Linked DNA regions of Homo sapiens: region 1 is linked to region 2. The links are chromatin contacts, found by POLR2A ChIA-PET in ENCODE. All regions are on one chromosome and are shown on one strand. Each heading gives the region's core, a stretch centred on a gene start or an enhancer-like site at or near the end of the contact. The rest is flanking DNA. Distances are from core to core; before and after follow the strand shown.

What was found. ChIA-PET counts read pairs that join two places held with the same protein, here RNA polymerase II (POLR2A).
Region 1: POLR2A ChIA-PET joins it to region 2 with 12 read pairs in AG04449. The contact joins two enhancer-like sites. POLR2A ChIA-PET finds 5 or more read pairs at or near these places in 3 of 52 experiments (AG04449, OCI-LY7 and PC-9).

The regions. Positions count from the first base shown.
Region 1 is chr3:149,509,855-149,512,554 of GRCh38, forward strand. No RefSeq gene overlaps it. Among named protein-coding and RNA genes, the nearest start is that of TM4SF4, 37 kb to the left of the region's middle. RefSeq lists a silencer at 2,613-2,700. Within about 2 kb of position 1,422, at least 3 of the 41 ENCODE cell types and tissues checked have a DNase peak (open chromatin) inside an H3K27ac peak, as active enhancers do; they include PC-9, where a contact is called at or near this core.
Region 2 is chr3:149,441,786-149,444,485 of GRCh38, forward strand. No RefSeq gene overlaps it. Among named protein-coding and RNA genes, the nearest start is that of TM4SF4, 32 kb to the right of the region's middle. RefSeq lists an enhancer at 2,481-2,700. Within about 2 kb of position 1,431, at least 3 of the 41 ENCODE cell types and tissues checked have a DNase peak (open chromatin) inside an H3K27ac peak, as active enhancers do; they include PC-9, where a contact is called at or near this core.

The DNA of each region.
Region 1 (2,700 bases), core at 172-2,671, 68 kb after region 2:
GAGAAGGAGAGCTGGGTGCTAACTGTGATACTCAGCAATGGTGTAGCCTTGGAAAACCTCCCCATTTCTTTGGGCCTCAGTTTCCTTCTCAGTAAATGAGAGCAATTGAGTCAGGCTGTTGCTAAGTTCCTCTTTAGTGCTATCATGCTCTGGTTTTGGAGTTGTCATAAGTAGCCTGGGGCCAGGCGCAGTGGCTCATGCCTGTAATCCTAGCACTTTGGGAGGTTGAGGCAGGAGGATCACTTGAGCCCAGGAGTTCGAGGCTGCAGTGAGCTATGACTGCACCAGTGTACTACAGCCTGAGCAACAGAACAAGATCCTGTCTCTAAAAGGAAGAAGAAGAAGGAGGAGGAGGAGGAGGAGAGAAAAGTAGCCTGGGTCTACAGAGCTTAGCTCCTTTGCAGAGCTTTTAAAAATCCCAGTGTCCATTCCCGCCCCACTTCCAGGTATATTAATTTAATTAAGTGAGTTTGGAGGCCAGGCATCAGACATCAGTCCTTTTTATTTTTAACTCACCAGGTGATTCTAATAAGGAAGCAGGTTGGAGAACTGTTCTGGAGTGTTTTCAAACTCGAGTCCTGGGGGGTTTGCTAAACACAGAGTGCCAGCTCCCACCCCAGAGTTGCTGATTCAGTAGGCTTGGGGGTCGAGTATTGCTTCTTTTTTTTTCTTTCTTTTCTTTTCTTTCTTTTCCTTTCTTTTTCTTTTTCTTTAGCTGTCTTTCTCTTTCTTTCCCTCCCTCCTCTTCTTTCCTTCCTTCCTTCTTTTCCCTCCCTCTTTCTTTCTTTCCTTCTTTCTTTCTTTCCTTCCTTCCTTTCCTTCTTTCTTTTCTTTCTTTCTCTCTTCCTCTCTCTCTTTCTTTCTCTCTCTCTCTCTTTCTTTCTTTCTTTTCTTTCTTTCTTTCTTCCTCTTTCTTTTTTGACAGTTTCTCTTTTGTTGCCCAAGCTGGAATGCAATGGTGCTATCTCCATTCACTGCAACCTCCGCCTCATGAGTTCAAGTGATTCTCCTGCCTCAGCCTCCCGAGTAGCGGGATTACAGGTGCACACCACCACGCCCGGCTAATTTTTTGTATTTTTAGTAGAAACAGGGTTTCACCGTGTTAGCCAGCTGGTCTTGAACTCCTGACCTCAGGTGATCCACTTGCCTTGGCCTCCCAAAGTGTTGGGATTACAGGTGTGAGCCACTGCACCCAGCCTCCTTCTTTTTGTAGAGATGGGGCCTTGCTGTGTTGCCCAGGCTGGTCTCCTATCTTGGCCTCAAGCTATCCTCCTACACTGGCCTCCTAAATGCTGGGATTACAGACCTACCCCACCATGCCCTGCTGGACGTTTCTATTAAGTTCCTTAATGATGCTAATGCTGCCAGCCCAGATTCCACACTTTGAGAACTGCAGAAGTGTTTACACTCTCTTAAATAGTACCTACGGTCACATGAATTATTTTTTCCCAGCCTTGGAGAGCCTGAAGATTTCATCGCATTCTTAAAGATCCATGACCCCAGAAAAATTAAGAGCCAGATTAGAGTCTAATTATGCATTGAAAGCTTTTTCTAGGCAGGGTTTCACAGGAGATGATTTTGCAACTGGTTCAGTCTTGGAGTAGTCCCAAGGGTGTATATTTGTGTTTGCTTAAGCACCTGGGCATTGCAGGCTATATGATGCCAACACCCTTACCAGTCCACACTCAGTTTCCTACCAAGAAATTGCAATACTAGGAGCATCAGCTTGGTAAAGAGAGTAAACATGACAACTTTTCCCAGCATCAAATGTGAATATTGTGGAGAGGTAGAAAAACAGGGAGAGGGGAAGAAAGAGAATTCCCGTGATGCTATTGAAGCAGAAATAAAACCTCTGCAGATAATCCTGCTGCCTATTGATGTTGGGGCCACAAACTTGGGAAAATGAATGTTGTGCCATCATAATCACCCTAAGGATCAGTTACATAACATTTAATCATAAATTATACTCATCCAAAATGTGGCATGGGAAGTTCATATGTAAACTTTAATGTATTTTTTTATTCTTTAAAAATTTCCATTTTTGTGAATGTTTTATAATGTACACAATACACTAGAACAGTCATTTTGTATTTAATTTATAACATTAAAAAATAAACAAGCAAACATACATACATCGGGGCTCCATGATGAAAAAAAAAATTGGAGATTACTCCTTAGGTGTCAAACTTGACTGCACCAGAATCACATGGAAGCTCACCGAACAAATGCAGAGTCTCAGACCTCAGTCTCTTTCAGGTTCAGGAGGTCTGAGAAATTCACAGTTACACCAACAACTTGGGAAATTCTAAGGCAGGTGAGCCATTGACTCTACTGTGAACCCTGCTCTGAAAATGACTTTAGTTTTTTTTGTTTTTTTTTCTCTTTGTACTTAATAACTTTATTCTGACTCAAAAGCCATAGAACTCCTCACCAAAGGACACATAGGTCAGTGCAAAGAAGGAAACAAACACGTCTGTATTCTGCATGTCTTTCTCCTTCCCCCTTCAGCAATGCCCCATCCTATTCCCAGCCCTGGTCGGCTGCACCCCCTGAGCCAGGCTCTGGTCACTCACTACACCATGACAAAGCCACCTGCCGCCTGCTAATGGTGACTCGGCTCAGCCATTAGAGGGCAGCAGATAACAGGTCACTAAGCAGATAATTTCTCCGCGAGCAGGTTTGCCCATCTTTCTAAATAAT
Region 2 (2,700 bases), core at 181-2,680:
TTGGACATGAAATCCTTTAAGTCACTACAAAAATCATTATTCAAGCCAGTAGCTTGCTTTGTATCTACTCTTGCATGTTAAGAGCCCATCATTCTTGGCATTTCATGTCACAATGTAGTTTAGCCATCACAATCTGCCTTAAAGATGGCTTCGGAGCCATGGCTTTCAGGAGACACAGTTCTGAAAAGATAAAGTGGCCACCTCCCAATATTGACAATACAATAGTAGAGGCTTCATAAAATTGAACTTCCATTTAGCCTTCTCATCTCTGAACCAAACCATCTTAATTCCTTTTATCTTTTCTTATACATATTGTCTACTCATTTATTTTCCTTTTGTTCCTCTCTAGTCTCAAATATGTGTACTGTAGAGTTCCACATTGGACAGGAATGCCAGCTACTTTCAGTCTGTGTATAGTCCCATCATTACAGAGCAAATCATGGTACTTTCCAAAATAACAATCTCCAGCAGTCACAAACGTTCAGCCTCTGGTGCACCAGATTTTCAGCTCTAGAAATTATGACTTAATGTTACTTTGTATATAGGTATGTGATTAGCTCACAGTAGCCTTATGCTACATATAATTGCAATCAATCATGCAGAATAAATCTTCTGAAGATAGTGAAGATATATGGTAGTAATTCTGTAACCCTGTTCTGATGAGTGTAACCATGGTTTCCTTGCATTTTTAACTTTCCATGGATATTTCTTTGGAAGCAACACAGAATAAATGTAAATTTAACAAACGAATTTAATAAAGAAGATTCTACAACTGAAAAACAAAAAGTTATTTAGAAGTACTTGATCTTAACATTTTACTATGTGTATTTCGATTCTATTAAGAAGCACATTCAAATTTCTCCGCCAGGAATAAGAGAATCACAGATAATTTGAAGTTTTATTAAAAGCAGTACCACCCCCAGAAAAATAAAGACTTTAGCTTTTATAACTGTATTCAAGCCGTTCAATAATAAGCTAAAGTGTGCATATGTGACTCTTCAGGATCTGAAAGCTGCCAGTTTGCCTTCCCATGTATCACTTTTCTCTAATTAATCTTTTAATTAGAAAGATTCTTCCATTCAAACCACATTATTTCATGTGACACATTCTACCAGCCAACCCCCATGACATTTTTACATCAACCCTCAGTAATAAGTGAAGGCTACAAATATAAATAGGCAATTAAAAAGAAGGAAGTAATTAGCTTGTATTAGAGAACACTGAGCTGATTAGTCATCTTGAAGTGTGGCTTGCTCTAGTTATTTTTAGCAGCAGTAAAACATACTTCTTTTCCTGCATTGCCACTGTCTTGTATTCATAGGCCTGACTACTACCTAAAATATTATCCACACAGAGATTTGCGTGGGCAAAGAACAACAATGCAGTGGGAGGTTCTTAGGACATATGGGAAAACGGGTCTGTTCATTTGTTTGTTCATGTATGTTTTTTTTCTTTCCAAATGGCTGTGTGCAGGAATATGAAATGTAGATTTTGATGAAGTCACCTTCCCCAACTGTCTTTTCTGGTTCTGTCTGGATCCAAACCTTACCATGCAAATTATAAGCACAAACTGGCGTTTTAGTCTCTCTTGCCTGCATGGTGCTTACAAAAATATCCTCACTGTGCTCCGAACTCTGTGAAGGCAATGATCCCAAGCTTCCAGTTAAGGTCACTAATCTCTAACTTCAAAATATAAACACAAGTAGAAAACATTGCCTATATTAACTCCTTTTTTGAGTTCATAACATTGGTTTCCCATGAATTGATTACCTATCTTTTTTCAAAAAAGAACTTTGCTTACAAATACACCTGTGATATGTTCTTATCTAAGTTGAAAAAAAAAGCATGATATAATTATTAAGAACTGAACAAAGGTTACAGGAAACATGGTATGATATGGAGCACTTAATTACCATGCCAGCCCCCAGATACGACTGAGTGGCGGTGACTAACAGGTGGTGTCATCTCCCTCCTCCAGGCATAGTAGATCCCCCTGTTATTTATTATAAGAGGCTACTCCTAGTATGGCAGCCCTCTTGTTTAACACTGATATGGCAAGGGTCCTGTTTCTCCAGTTCTTAGCTCCTAAGGAGGGACACTGCCTATAGGTTCAAAGAGTGTAGGGACTCTCGATGGGACCTAGACACTGAGGTAGAGAAGAGTAATGGGATAGCTGATGCTCTACAGTGGGGAAGTCACTCAAACATAATCCCAAGTCAGTGTCATTCAAGCCAGAACTTTGGTTCCAGGAAGCCTCAGAAAAGATGGAGTTTCTGTAGCAGGTAGGGAAGGCACTTAGGGGAGAGAGACAGAAAGCTCTGCATCAGCCATAGGAGAAACAGAAATAATTTCCTATGGAACGCCCAAAGGATCCACCCAGAATCCCACTGGACTCTAGTGGACCTGGAGGAGTTTTGGCCAGATGCTCCTAGAGGCTGGCTATGGGGCTACCAGTGTGGATCCCAGAGTGTTTATATGAACAATGCAGAGTAAGGTAAATATGAATATGATTCCTACTTTGAGAAGCCACACACACACACACACACACACACACACACACACACACCATCAATTCGTTTTTTTTTTTTTTTAATTTTTTTAGTATTTATTGATCATTCTTGGGTGTTTCTCGCAGAGGGGGATTTGGCAGGGTCATAGGACAATAGTGGAGGGAAGGTCAGCAGATAAACAAGTGAACAA